Linked DNA regions of Homo sapiens: region 2 is linked to region 1. The links are chromatin loops, found by intact Hi-C in ENCODE. Cell type or tissue: B cell. All regions are shown on one strand.

What was found. A loop is a pair of places that touch in the nucleus more often than their neighbours do. Peaks named below come from ENCODE experiments on the same cell type or tissue, not always from the same donor. Only the 100,000 strongest peaks of a DNase experiment are listed, where the experiment ranks them.
Region 2: a loop joins it to region 1, with 2.8 times the contacts of the local background. A loop is called at or near these places in 6 of 110 quality-filtered maps.

The regions. Positions count from the first base shown.
Region 1 is chr1:107,799,460-107,807,459 of GRCh38, reverse strand. The region is part of intron 2 of VAV3 (vav guanine nucleotide exchange factor 3); the gene reads left to right. Among named protein-coding and RNA genes, the nearest start is that of MIR7852, 94 kb to the left of the region's middle. In B cell, no CTCF peak of the experiment used is centred here; DNase peaks (open chromatin) are centred at 2,461, 3,139 and 4,599; H3K4me3 peaks cover 4,838 bases; H3K27ac peaks cover 7,924 bases.
Region 2 is chr1:107,873,715-107,881,714 of GRCh38, reverse strand. It overlaps VAV3 (vav guanine nucleotide exchange factor 3), which reads left to right. Exons shown (of 27, transcript NM_006113.5): 2 at 6,698-6,814. Among named protein-coding and RNA genes, the nearest start is that of MIR7852, 20 kb to the left of the region's middle. In B cell, no CTCF peak of the experiment used is centred here; a DNase peak (open chromatin) is centred at 3,784; H3K4me3 peaks cover 1,561 bases; H3K27ac peaks cover 2,986 bases.

The DNA.
Region 1 (8,000 bases):
TAATCAAATCTTTTAAGAGTATCTCTAAAAGTCCTGTTTCCAATATAAGAGCAAAGGATAAATCAGATTCTTTTAATGTGGGGAGTAATAACATTTTCTACTATATAAGGGGAGAAGCAGCAGAGTTGGGTTCTAAATACTGAGCCTAACTGCAAAGAAAAGAAAGTTGCTGTGGCTTCCAGCTCTACTCTTTCAAATATCTATTTTAAATGAAATATTTGACAAAGGAACACGAGGAAAGGGTTAGAATTTGCAGTGGAATGACCTTTCTTAGAGAAGTACCCTGATTTGAAATGATCATTTTGACACCTAGAAACCAAGAATTTCTGTGGCTTTAATGTACAGTCGTCCTTCTGTACTGAACTGTGGGTTTTGCGTTCTTGGGTTCAACCAACCAGAGATGGAAAACATGAGGAAAAAAGCATCTGTACTGAACACGTACATCCTTTTTCCTTGTCATTAATCCATAAACAATTCAGTATAACAACTATTTACATAGTATTTACATTTACATTGTATTAGGTATTATAAGGGATCTAGAGATGATTTAAAGTATATGGGAGTATGTGCTTGCTTATATACAAATATTATGTCATTTTATATCAGGGACTTGAGAATCTGTAGATTTTGTTATCTGAGGGAGGTACTGGAACAAATCCTCCATGCATTCTGAGGAATGATTGTAGTTCTTTTTTTTGGGTGATGAGCCTAGAAAATAAAATGCACTGTACATTATAACATTTGTGGTTATGTTAGGTTTGGTCTACAATGTTGGACTGAGCAACACCTCATTTGAAGAAAACTGGTGGTTAGGATTGTTCACTGTGCTTTATTATAGAGGATTTACAATAAAAATATTGGTATTTTCACAGCAAGAAAAATTGTACCAAATATTCCAACGTATGTTCTTACCCTCAAGGGTTGAAGATAGTAAAAGCCATTATTGGAGACTTAAATTTCAAAATGGTGGCATAGAAGCAAGCTGGCTTCAATGGCCCCCACAGAAAACCAAAATCAAATGTACAGCAGCAAGACTAACAATATCCCAGAACTCAGTATGAGGATGAGTGAGTTCCTGGGGCCACAGAGAAGTAAAGACACTCCAAGCAGATGGTAGACTATAACTTCCATATCTGTGATGCCTTTTCCCCCAGTCAGCCCAGCAGCAAGCACATGGAAAATGTTCCACAACTCATGGTTTCTAACACTGGAAAAAGTGAGATTGAGGTGGACAGCCATCTTCCCCATTGTCTTGTGTTCCCTCACAGGAGACCTGCCCTGCCTAAACCCATAGGAAGCAGCACAAGGGCCTGAAGGGAGAAATATCCCTGAGGACAACTGGAGACAAAAGGCAGAGGCAGGGCTACCATCTGTAGCCCTGGAAACTCTGCTTTGTAACTTGGCCAAAGGAGATGCCAAGTCAGTGGCTTTTCAGTACCATGCTATAGGTGGTACATTCCACAGATATCCTGGGCACAAACCCTGAGCCAGCCTCCCCACACTGCTAGTATCCCTTTTGAGACCTCCCTCATTTGGGACTAGTAGCACACTAATTGTTTGCTTGAGCCAAGGAAAACCTGGGTTTAAGGTTCCATCTAATGCTGGAAAGGAGGCCACAACCTAGCAAAGAAAAAAGAATGTAACAGGTAAATTACAAAGAATCTATAAGCAAACATACCCAACAAAAAACAAAACAAGCCAGACAGAGAAGACTGGAATAAAGACACGGAGATGCATCCACAAGAAACAATAGTAAACAGGGAACCATGACCTCCCCAAATGGACAAAGAAGGGAACCAGTGACCAAACCTAATGAAACAGCAATATGTGAGCTCTCTGAACAAGAATTCAAAATAGCAATTTTAAGGAAACTCAGTCATCTCCAAGATAACACAGAAAAGCAATTCATAAATTTACCAGAGAAATTTAACAAAGAGATTGAAATGATTTTAAAAGATCAAACAAATTTGGAACTGAGAAATACATTTGCTGAGCTGCAAAATTTATCAGAGAGAGACTCAACAGCACAATTGCTCAGGCAGAGGAAAGGATCAGTGAGCTTGAAGATGGGCTATTTGAAATTACACAGAGGAGAAAAAAGAAAGAATGGAAAGGAATGACAGGTCACGTATGAGATATAGAATATTAGCTCAGAAGATGAAATATAAGAATTATTGGTGTTTGAGAGGGAGTTGAAGAAGAGCGAGGAGTAGAAAGATTATTCAAAGAAACAGTAGACAACTTTTCAAAACTTGAGAAAGAGGTAAATTTAGGCACAGAAAGGTCAGAGAAACAGCAAACAGATTCAACCCCAATAAGGCTTTACCAAGAAGCATAATAAACTCTCAAAGGTCAAGGACAAAGAAAGGATTTTAAAAGCAGAAAGAGAAAAGAAGCAAATAACATATAAAGGAACTCCAGTTGGTCTGGCAACAGACTTCTCAACAGAAAACATACATTTTCAAAGTGCTGCCAGGGGAATCAAAAAAAAAACCCAACCCCCACCCCACCCCTGCTGCCATCCAAGAGTATTGTTTCAACAACGCTATCCTTCACATATGAAAGAGAGATAATCTTTGCCAGACAGACAAAAGTTTAGAGAATTCACCACCACCAGACTTGTCTTACAAGAAATGCTAAAGAGAGTTTTTCATTCTGAAAGAAAAGATTAATGTGCAAAACAAACAAACAAAAAAAACCAAAAATATTTGAAAGTATAAAACCCACTGGTAAAACTGAAGTTCGGATACAGCCCCAGAATACTTTAATACTGCAATTATGATGTACAATACACTCATAACTTTAGTATGAATCCTAAAGCACAAAGTATCAAAAAGAATAATAGCTACAGAAACCTGTTGAGATAGTCAATACAAAAATGTGTAAATTGAGAAAACAAAAATGTGGAGAGAATGGAGTTAAAATAAAGATTAAAGTTCTCTCTTGTTTCTTTTTTGGGGTGATCTGTGATAAGTTGTCATCTCTGTAAAATGACTTGTTATGTCTACAAGATTTTTTTGTAAGCCTCATGGTAACCTACATGTTAAAACCTATAATAGATATGCTAAAATTAGAAAAAGCAATGAATTAAAACATGTTACCAGAGGAAGTCACTTAACCACAAAGGAAGACAGTAAAAAAGGAAGAACGGAGTTACAAAGCAACCAGAAAACAAGCAACAAAATGACACCAGTAAGTCCTTACCCATCAGTAATAGCACTGAGTATAAACAGATGCAGTTCTCCAATTAAAAGACATAGGCTGGATGAATACATAAAGAAACAAGACCTAACTATATGCTTCCTAGAAGAAACCCACCTCACCTATGAAGACACATGTAGGCTGAAAGTAATGGGATAGAAAAATATATTCTATGCAAGTAAAAACCAAAAAATGGGGGGAATAATTATACTTAGATAAACAGATTATTAGTCAAAGACTTTAGACTCTGCCTAATAGAGAAGGTGACTATATTAATAATATAAGGGGTCAATTCAGCAGGAAAATATAACAATTATAAATATGCATCCAACACTAAAGCACACAAAAGCAACATTAGTAAATCTGAAGGGAGAGATAGATTGCAATAAAGTAACAGTCATGGACTTTAACACTCCACTCTCAATAATGGATTAATCATCTAGATAAAAAAATCAACAAAGAAACAGCAGAGTTAAACTACTACACTAGACCAAATAGACCTAAATGACTTTTACAGAATGTGTCACCCAGCTGTTGTAGAATACACATTATTTTCATTAGCATATGGAAGTTCATCCAAAATGCACCGTATCTTAGGCCAGGAAACAAGTCTCAGCAAATTTAAAAGAGCAATATATCACATGTATTTTTTTACCACAATGAAATAAAACTAGAAATCAATCACAAGAAGAACCTCTCTGAAATGAGACAAACACATGGAAATTAAACAACATGCTCCTAAATGACCAAAGGGTCAATGAATAAATTAAGAAAGAAATTTTTAAAATTCATGAGACAAATTAAAGTGGAAATATGACATACCAAAATCTGTGGGATACAGCAACAGCAGTACTGAGAGGGAAGTTTATAGCAGTAAATACCTACATCAAAAAATATAAAGACTTCAAATGAACTAATGCACCTCAAGGAACTAGAAAAGCAAGAACAAACTAAACCCAGCCTTAAAAATGAAAAGTTGGTTTTCTGAAAAGATAAACAATATTGACAAACCTTTAAATAGACTACCAAAAAAGAGAGAAGGCCCAAATGAATACAATCAGAAACAAGAAAGGCGACATAACAACTGAGACCACAGAAATAAAAAGAATCATTAGAAACTATTATAAGTATAGGCCAACAAATTGGGAAAACTAGAAGAAACAGATAAATGCCTGGACACATACAACCTGACAAGATTAAGCCACGAAGAAATAGAAAACTTCAGCAAACCAATAAGGAGCAACAAGATTGAAGCCGTAATAAAAAGTCTCTCATTAAAGAAAAGCCCAGGACCTGATGGCTTCACTGCTAAATTCTACCAAACATTTAAAGAACTGATACCAATTCAACTCTAACTCTTCAAAAAAAAAAAAAACTGAAGAGGAAGAAATACTTTCAAACTTATTCCACAAAGCTAACATCACCCTAATACCAAAACCAGACAAGCACACAACAGAAAGTAGACTACAGGCCAATATCACTGATAAACACAGATACAAAAGTCCTCAACACAATATTAGCAAACTGAATTCAGCAACACATTAAAAAGACCATTCACTATGATCAAGTGGGATGCATCCTAGGATATGATAGTTCAACATATGCAAATTAATAAATGTAATGTATCCTCTTTACCTAACCAAGAACAAAACTATAAGATCTTTTCAATAGATGCTGAAAAAACGTTTGATAAAATTTAACATCACTTTATGATAAAAATCCTCAACAAACGTTAAGAATAGAAGGAACATAATTCCAAATAATAAAGGCCATATATGACAAACCCATAGTCAATAGCATATTGAATGGGGAAAAATTGAAGGCCTTTTTGCTAAGATCTGGAAAAAGAGATGCCCATTTTTATTCAACATAATACTGGAAGTCCTGGCCAGAGCAGTGAGGTCAGAGAAAGAAATAAAGGCCATCCATATTGGAAAGGAAGAAGTCAAATTATCGTTATATGCAGATGACATGAACATTTATTTAGAAAAATCTAAAGAGTCCACAAAAAAAACCCTGTTAGAACAAAAAAAGAATAAGTAAAGTTGCAGCATACAAAACCAACATGCAAAAATCAGTACCATTTATGTAAGCCAACAGTGAACAATCTGAAAAAGAAATCAAGAAAGCAATCTCATTTGCAATAGCTACAAAGAACATAAAATAACTAGAAATTAATTTAAAGAAGTGGAAGATCTGTATAATGTAAACCTTAAAATGCCGATGAAGAGATGGCACATGTATACCTATGTAACAAAACTCCATGTTCTGCACATGTACCCCAGAACTTAAAGTATAATAATAAAAAAAAGAAACACATAAAAAAATGCTGACGAAAGAAATTGAAGAGGCACATACCAAAAAAAGGAAAGATATTCCATGCTCATGGATTGAAAGAATTAATATTGTTCTGTTAAAAGAAAAACTTCAGGTGAATTAAATTTAAATGAGTTTAGTTGAGCAATGAACAATTCATGAATCTGGCAGCCCCCAGAATCACAGCAGATTCAGAGAGACTCCAGGGGTGCCTTGTGGTCAGAACAAATTTATAGACAAGAGAAGTAAAGTGATATACAGCAATTGGAAGTGAGATACAGAACAGCTGGATTGGTTACAGGTTGGTGTTTGCCTTATTTGAACACAATTTGAACACTCAATAGTCTATGAGTGGTTGAAGTGTGGCCTCTGAGATTGGCCAACACTCAGCTATTGTTACAGGTGCATACTTCTAAGTTAGGTTTTCCATCTCATCTACCTATTAATTCAGGTTGCAGTTCATCCACAAGGACTCAAATATAGAAGTATAAAGTCCTTCTCAGGCCATACTTAGTTTGCTTTAACAGTTCAAATGACAGTGCTACTCAAAGCAATCTATAGATTCAATGCAGTCCTTATCAAAATATCAGTGATATTCTTCACAGAAATAGAAAAATGTTCTAAATTTTATCTGGAACCCCAAATGACCTTGAATAGCTAAAGCAATTCTGAGCAACAACTACAAAGCTGGAGGCATCACAGTATCTGACTTCCAAATATACTACAAAAATATAGTAACCAAATCAGCATGGCATGGAAACAAACATGTAGACCAATGGAACAGAATAGACCACCCAGATATAAGCCTACACATTTACAGCCAACTCATGTTAGACATAGGCTCCAAGAACATACAGTGGGCAAAAGGTGGTTTCTTTAATAAGTAGTACTGGGAAAACTGGATAACCATATGTAGAAGAATGAAACGAAACCCCTATCTCTCATCATATACAAAAAGCAAAATGGATTAAAGACTTAAATCTAAGACTTGAAATTGTGAAACTACTCGAAGAAAACACTGGGGAAATGCTCCAGAACATAAGTCTGGGCAAATATTTTTTGTGTAAGATCTCAAAAGCACAGGCAGCCAAAGCAAAGATAGACAAATAGGATTATATAAAGGCAAAATGTTTCTACACAGCAAAGATAACAATCAACAAAGTGAAGAGACAACTCACAGAATGAGAAAAAATATTTGCAAACTATCCATATAACAAGAGATTAACAACCAGAATATATAAGGAACTCAACAACAAAAGAACAATTACTGATTTAAAAAATAGGTAAATGGGTACTATGCTCACTACCTGGGTGGTGGGATCATTTGTTCCCCAAACCTCAGCATCATGCAATATTCCCATGTAACAAATCTGCACATATACCTCCTGAATCTAAAATATGAGTTGAAATTACAAAAAATAGGTAGAATATCTGAGTAAAAATTTCTCAGAAGACATACAGATGGCTAATATTTATACGAAAAAATGTTCAGCATCACTAATAATCACAGAAAAGCAAATTAAAACCACAATGAACCATCATCTCACTCCAGTTACAATGGCTTTTATAACAAGGGCAGGGAATAATGGATGCTGGTGAGGATATGGAGAAAATGGAACCCTCATATACTGTTGGTGGGAATGTAAATGGTAAAACTAATATAGAAAACTGTTTGGAGATTCCTCAAAAAATTAAATATTGAATTATTATATAACCTAGCACTTATATTACTGACTATATATCCAAAATAGTGGAAATAAATATATTGAAGAGGTATCTATCTGCACTCCCATGTTTAGTGTAGCACTATTCACAAACACCAAAATATGGAATCGACCTAAATGCCAACAATAGATGAATAGGTAATGAAAATGTGATATATGTACACAATGGAATATTATTCAACCATAAAGAATGACATCCTGTCATTTGTTGCAACATGGATGGGACTGGAGATCATTATGTTAAGTGAAGTGAGCCAAGCACAGAAAATCAAATATTACATGTTCTCACTCATATGTGGGAGCTGTAAAAGTGAGTCTTATGAAGACAGAGAGAGATTGGTGGTTATCAGAGTCCAGGAAGGGAAGGAGGGAGGGAGGGATGAAGAGAAGTTGGCTAATGGCTACAGATATACAATTTGATAGAAAAAATAAATCTTAGCCTGTGATAGATCACTAAAGTGACTGTAGTTAGCATGACTCTATGTACATTTCAAGATGGCTGGAAGAGAATAATTTGAACATTCCCAGCATAAAGAAAAGTTAAATATTTAAGTTGAGGTATATGCCAATTGCCCTGATTTGATATTTACAAAGTATATGAATGTATCAAATTACAGCATGTACTCTGGAAATATGTACATCTAGTATACATCAATAAAAATTTTTCAAGGAAAAATTATTGGTGGAAAGTAAGTTACTATATTAATTTACATATTATTCTATATTTATGCCAGACAACAATCACCCACCTTCTTTTTT
Region 2 (8,000 bases), 74 kb before region 1:
GATGGTGTTAAACTTTCTTCTTCGGAAGTTATGTGCATTGATATTGAGTGCTTTTCTACCATTTTCCTTCCTCACCTTGAAATAAGCGAGCTATTCATGCCCTTCTGAAGAGGGAGAGAGGCTACGCATGGTTGTTGAAGACACATGGCTTTGTTGTTAGAATACATCACTTTTCACTGGATATACCTGAGAGAGAGGCTAGGCAGCATCTAATTACTGGGAGTTTTTATATGTGAAGACAAGAATTAACTGACTCCCTGGCCTCCTTTTCACATACTATGTCCCCCAATTTGCTAAGTTACCATTTTCAGTGAATGCCCTGCTATCCTTCCAGTGCCCAAGGCAGAGAGAGGTACAGTTATAATTCTGAGGTCTTCTCTTTTCTCTCCCACTGCGTCCCCACACACAGTCAATCAATTACCAAATATTTCTTTTCCATGTAATCTCCTGGAGTTCTTCCCATCTCTCCTTCTACTATCCTAGTCTAAATCCCATTATTTCTTGTTAAATTATATGATAATGTCCTGGTTGTCCTTGTCTTGTCTTCCTATGCCACATCATCTCTCTAGTAAGAAGAAAAACATTTAATTCTATAAGCTGCAAAAATGGAGTTAATATAACATAGTAGTTAAGGATATGGGCCCTGTAGCCAGAATGTCTGGATTTGAATCCTGACTCCATTGCTTTGGCAAAAGCAGTTATGTAAATGTTGGTAAATCTCTAAGCCTCAGTATGTGTTTAAAAAAAAATTAAAACTTTTCTGATTGGATTGTTGTGAGGATTGAATGGCATAAACATTTAGCATAGAGCTTGACACATAGCAAGCACCGAAACATCACTACAACACCAATAATCATAAATGCAAAGCTGAGTATTCCGCTTTCCTTTGGTGCTTTTTTTCTTTTCTTTTTTTTTTTTGGAGACAGAATCTCACTTTGTTGCCCAGGCTGGAGTACAGTGGGGTGATCTCAGCTCACTGCAACCTCCATTTCCCAGGTTCAAGGGATTATCATGCCTCAGCCTCCCCAGTAACTGGGACCATAGGTGTGTGCCACCACAGCCAGCTAATCTTTGTATTTTTAGCAGAGATGAGGTTTTGCCATGTTGGCCAGGCTGGTCTCGAGCTCCTGACCTCAGGTGATCTGCCCACCTCGGCCTCCTGAAGTGTTGGGATTACAGACATGAGCCACCGCATCTGGCCTCCAGTTTTCTAATTAAGACCTTTTAACCTCATCACTTCTAGGACAAAGCCAAGATCTCTTTGGCATGCCATGGACATCCCAGCTCCCCTCTTCTGTTCCTTCTGTCAGCGCTCTTGTCCAGAGAAGTGTCCATCTCAACCGCTTCCACTGCCCCAAGTGGTCCATGCTTTCATGCACATTCTTTGCCGTTTGACTGGAGCATCCTCTCACTGCAAGTCTGGAAATTGCCTTTCTGCCTTCTAAACACCAACCACTCCTTCTCTTTATGTAGGTGACTCCCACTCATCCTTTCTTACCTCATGTATCAGTTATTCCAGAAAGCTGTCCCTGATACCCTAGGGCTCTCAAGGAGCATCTGAATGTATTCTTCATTGCACTTGCCAAACTATTGTGCAACCGTGGACTCACTTGTCTGTATGTTCTGTCTCACTATAATAAGCCTTTGAGTATAGAGTCTGGATCATGTTTGCTTTTCTTGTACCCAGCTCTTGGCATTTTTATTCAGTTAACATTTGTTTAATATATTAATAAATCACTACCCAATTGGGGATTTGTTTTATGGAGTTTCATTATGCCTAGTGCATAAGAGGCACCTCATGAATATTTGTTAAATGAGGATGCATGGCTATTTAAACTTTTGTGTATCCTTACTTGGCAACTCTTATATGGATACACTGAATATTTAAAGAAATTTAAAGTTATTTAATTCTAAGTCCTGAAATTCTAAATTCTAACAAATTGTTAAGTTAACTTATGTAAATAAGTTAGATGATTTAGCAAAGTTGTACAATTTTTTTTTTTGTCAAAAATAGGTATGGTTATGAAACAGTGAGCTGGATTTGCCCTTCTGACTCATAAAATATCTCTGAAGGCAGTATATTTGAAGCTGCTTCAGATGATTCAAAGGTCTAGCAGATAACTTCTAATCTCAAAGAATGAATAGACTGGGAAAAAAAAACACTCAAGTAATGTTGTGCCAAAACACCCTATCTCTAGCCATAAAATCATACATTCATCAGTTTTCTTCAGTTATCTCAATTTTCTTTTTGTCTGAACACAGTGAGATAAGAATTGGCTTATTATGCACTCCACAAAGAAAATTATAGAATTTTCTGAGAGGAACATTAGAGGCCAGTTAGGCCAATCCTGTGTATATGAGCCGTTCTGTTGCAAGTGATAGATTGCTTAAGCAAATGGTGGAGGTATTTGTTCTTCTCATGTAATTGGCTCTTGTATTCTAGGAGCAGCATGGTGGTTTCCAAATACTATTTATTGTATAAATGAAAATAAGACTTATTTGGAGAAATGGCTGATTCCAGAGCTACAGCAGTGAAAATGTGAGATGGACCTGGGACAACTTGATATAAGAAAGCAATGAAACAAATATTATTGTAATTATTAATTATGTTGAAAGGAAACATGAACCAATTTGAAGGGACTCCCAGTGGCCAAACGTGGGACAATATGAGCATTAAAAAAATAATGATGGCAATTGATTATTACAAAAATAGAAAAAAAGGGAGGTCAGGGGAAGCTTTTTTTCTGTTTTTTGACAAAAGAATACTAGCGTGTAAGTAAGAAAAGAATGATAGAGTTAGAAAAATCACTATTTTAAAGTCTCATATGGAATAATTAAAGCAAGGATGATCAAGGAATACTAATCCCATTGTGAAAAATTATTGGGAAATAGGACAGCCACATGGTACCACATCTTCACCCCTGGGTTACTTACTGCTATAAAGGGGGGACATGTACCTTTACAGTAGAGAGATGTGGCAGTAACCATCTTAACTAAATGATTGAGTTTAGCCTCAGTAATGATGGGACACCCTAACATTTTGTGTCTTCTGATGTGATGAAATATGAAGTTCACAGTATGAAGTACTTTTATCAGAACTGTTTAATTTGAATCTAGATTTAGCTTTCAGTTCACAGGAAATACAAGTGAAAGAATAATAGGTTTAATGATACCATGAAGAAACAACCAAACAAATGCAGAATTTAGGACATTTTGTAAGACAACCAGCCTGGACTCTTCAAAAAGTCAATGTCATTAAAGAAGAATAAAGGCAAAAGTATTTTTAGATTAAAAGATACTGACTAAAAGATAAAACTGCCAAATGCAGTGGGTAAAACATGACTGGATCCTAGTACTAAAAGTGGGCAATTGAGGAAATTTGAATATGGAATGGATATTAGATAATATGAAATTATTGTTAATTTTCTTAGATATAATGGTATTGTTGATCTGTAGGAAAAATGTCCTTATTCCTGGGAGTTGCAGGTAGAGTCAGAGTATTTAGGAGTCAAGTGTTATCTGTAATTCATTTTCAAATAGCTGAACATAATACATTTATAAATATATAAAGGGTATAGGTGCAAAAGCATATATGGCACTATGTTGCAATTGTTGCATGTAGATGGAATGTTCATTGTATTCTTTCAACTTTTGTTCTGAAATTCAAAAAAATAAAATAAATAAACTGGAAAAAAAATCAGTTTGGTAAAAGCAAAGCAAAAGTCCTGGAGTGGACTGCTGGCAGGCTGGCAGCCTCACTTCCTCTATTCCTCAGCTCTGTTCCTATATGTGCACAGAGCCACACACTTGTGAGCATTGAGTGAAGTGTGAGCCTAGTGAATAACACTAGGCTCGCACTAGACTCAGCACTAATTTAGTCAAATTTTGGAGCAGTGGGAAAATCTCCTGATAAATTTAACAGAGAAGCTTGAGGAAGAGCTTTGTCTTGTTCATTTTTAACATTTCCAGTATGTGTAATGTTGTAGGAATTCAAAAACTGAAAAATACATAAATAAAGGGGTGACCAAATTTGAGGATTGCCTGGAAAAGTGAGAGTATATAAGTGACTTTCAAATTCAGTAAATATTTGTGGAATTTAGTAGATCTGAACTAGTTAAGGGACAAGTAAGTTTAAGATGAATTCCAGAAGTAAGGGGAAGGCCTCTTTTTAAATCTTCTGTGCATGCAATATTTCATATTGTTTTAACTTTTAGTAATAATACTTGCTTTTCTGAATTAGTGATCAAAGCACTTTATGGAAGTCTTCTGCAGCTTTCCCTACAGGTGGGGAAAGTTTGAGTTTGGTGGGAAATCTTCAGAGCGTGGTGTGTGCAATTATGCTTTGTTCCTTGGTGAGCTATGAGTCAGGCACTTAATTATGTAAACGATATTGCAAGAGAGCAGTTGCATAATCCCCAAGAGAGTAATTATTATCTGTCTTGGTAGAATACAAGGCTTTTAATCTGTAAATAAGCAATTCTATGTGGAAGAGCTACATGCAGAGTGATTCTGTGTCTTAAAGGTCTCTTATGAATTTTTTAAAGTGAAAGCAGTAACTGCATGTGCTGATTACCTGCTGCCTTTGTGTTTCAAAGGGTTTATGATGCTTCCCTTGTGGTTTTAATCCCTCCTGAAATATTTAAGCCTCTGAGAATGATTCCCGTGAAGGGTAAAGTGTGTCTAAGTTAAGCCTATGAATAATCCAAATGTTTCAAATGTATTAATAGATGAAGTAAAAAAAGATATGCTTTCTGCAAATTAAAAAAACAAACCAAGATAAACAAAACAATGAATTAAGACATTGGCAACACTTTTAAAAAAGCAAAGATACAATAATTAGCTAATACGTTGCTCACTTTTTGATGGTTAGTAGGTTTTTTTCCATTTTTTTAAACTTTATTTTGGTATAACTTACATATAATAAAATGCATCTATTTAAAGTTTTCACATGTATATTTTTAAAAAAATATGTGCCACTGCAGTTAGGGTATGTGTGTATTTTGCTTAGGTGGATCTGAGTCTTTTAGACACTGAAAGCAAATTTTAACTTTTGTTTTTTTAAGTAGTCAGTAGTGTCTGCCTTCCCTCCTATCTCCCTGTTATAGTGTGGATGAGTTGACCATGCTCTTCTCTAAGGTCAGCTGCTGCACTTAAACACTTGATCTCTCCCCACTTCACCTAATCAGGACTACATTTGGGGAACTGTCCTTCTCTGCTTTGTTACCAGCTTTCCCCTCTCTATCAGGTTATTCCCATCAAAACAGAAACATGTCTCGACATCTTCTGCTGTTTCTTAAAACTCTTGACCATTTCTCTGTTCTCCTCTGCAGCAAAACTCAGGAGTCTATATTCTGTCTTCACTTCCTTTTCTCTCTTTGTCTCTGAAACCAACTCCAAGAGGCCTTTCATCCCACTCCTCCATATAGAGCCTGCTTTTGTCAAGGTACCCGTGACTTTCACACTGCCAGAATCCATGGGCAGTGTTGACCAATCCGTTGGTCTAAATCCTATTTGGCCGTCTGCAGCATCTGATATAGTTTTTCACTCCCTTCATCTAGAAACACATTCTTTACTTGGCTTCAGGAAAACCCTATCTCCTGGTTTTCCTACTTCCTAACTGGTCACTCTTACTAAGACTCCTTTGTGAGCTCCTCCTCTTTTCCTGATCCTTTAAAGTTTCCTGGCTCAGGTACTCTCCTCTTCTTTGCTCTATTCCACAGTCATTTCAGCCAGTGTCATGGTTAACAGTCCTCTGTACACTAAAGACTCCCATATTTCTGTCTGAAGTACACACCTATCCCCTGGACTCCACACTTATTGGATGACTAATAGGCCTCTCAGATTTAACACAGTCAAAAAGTGACCACACTCTGGTCTTCCCACAGTTGTCTCTCACCTGGGTTATTGCAAGAGCCTTATGTCTGGTTTTCCTGCCTCCACCCTAGCTCCGGCCCCTTTCACTCTATATTCAGCACAACAGGCCAAAAAGACCTTTTTAAACCATCAGATTATGTCCTCCTTTTGGCCAAGGCCTCCAATGACCTCCCATATCAGTCAGAGTAAAAACTGTCCCATAAAGATCTTCATCATCTGACCCCACTAGCTTTCCATCTTTCCTCCTTTTCCCCCCATTACTCACTCTGCCTTGCTGCACTGACCCCTTTCTCAGACACGCTCAGAGGCCTCTATGTCAGGGCCTTGGTATGGAACACTTCTTTAGTCTGGGCTGTTGTGTGCTACGGTTCTCCATGGCTTGCTCCTTTTGCACCTCAGATCTCTGCTCCACCATCCTCTTCTCTGTGAGACCTTCTCTAACCATCCTGTTTAAGTTCCCCCACCCAGCCCCACCAACTCTCCTGATCCCTCCTCCAGGTTTTATTTTTCTCTATTGCACTTACCACCATATGAAAGTAAAAATACTTGCTTATTTGTGTTTGTTGCTTTGTCTGTTTTGTCTGTCTTTTCATATTAGAATGTAAGTTTCATGAGGGTAGAAATTGCCTTGGTCACAGCTGTATCACCTGTGCCTGAGAGAGACTGCAGGCTCGGTCAGTACTGCTGAATGAGTAATTGAAAAGCAACTTCAAAGGCTGCTTGATGCTTTCTTGTCATTTTTAGAGCAGTCTTGAGTGTTACAGAGGGTGGATAGCATTCAGAATAATTAACTTTATGCTAACAGCTCTTTTCCATTCCTCAGTTTCTCTGTTTGAAGAACATAAGGACATTTCTCACGGCCTGTTGTGAGACGTTTGGAATGAGGAAAAGTGAACTTTTCGAGGCATTTGACTTGTTTGATGTTCGTGACTTTGGAAAGGTAATTATACTTCATTTTTAACACTACTTTTTAACTGGAAAGCATTTAAGCAAATTGTTTCAAATCTTGAAGTAGGGCATGTGACTTAAGTGGTTTATGTATCTGCATTATATAGTTAAATTTCACATGTAGATGGCTTAGCAAAACCAAAAACCAAAAAACAACAACAAAAAAGAAACCCCACACATACAACAACAACACCAAAAAATTAGCATCAACTTTCCAAATGAGATTAGAATTATTTTGTAATTAAAATAGTATACAGGGAGGGAATCTTTTCTCCAGAGATAATTTTTTTTCTGCTGGTCACCTCAGAGGTTAGGGTTACTATTATCTGCCCTTTAGGTTGATCACTGGGCACTCAGGCCTGAGGACCAGTATTCTTTTCCTCCAGTCTTCTCTATATCTGAAAGCTGCTAATTTTTGGAAGTTGAGAATGTTCTGTTGTCCTTTTCTCTATTTTGATACTTGGTTGGGTGACTCAGAGAAGACATGAATCACAAGTGTTCAAGATTGTTGAATAATTTCTGTTGCTTGAATTTCAGCAGATATTTGTTGGATTTCAAGGACATTTTTCACATGGAAATTGTTTTAATATTTACTGTTATCCGTATGCACACTAAACACATGTATAATAAGTGAAACAAATCATCATTTCAAAAATTATGGTCATTTATTATGAAGTGAGTGGACATAAACCTCTCACAAGTAACTAGCCATAAAAGAGTCAGGTAATTAAGGTGACAGGACTTTAGCTTATGCTGATGTAATTGCATTATGAAAATAAGCAAATAAGGAGGAAAAAACTAATGCTATTGAGAAGTTTGTCCTTATTCTTGTAATTCAGGTGCTAGTATCTTATCAAAAGGCTGTTTGAGAGTATACATTGTTTTAACTCTGAGATATAATATTTTCATTAGAAAATAACCAATGGATTGCTCTTTGCTAAACAGCATAAACTTGAGACAGAAATATAGGAAATTTGATGCTGAAATACAGCGCATATGGGGAAGCCACTCTACCTGGGGTGGGGGAAGGCCCTGGTTCTCTCTCCGGTCTTAACCCATGGTCATTTTGTGATCTAGAAGGCACCAGCCTTCTCAGGCATCAGGCTGCCTGCCAGCTTGGAAAGCTGTACAAAAGGAAGGGGGGATAAGAAGGTGGTTTCTAAGATTCCTTTAATCTC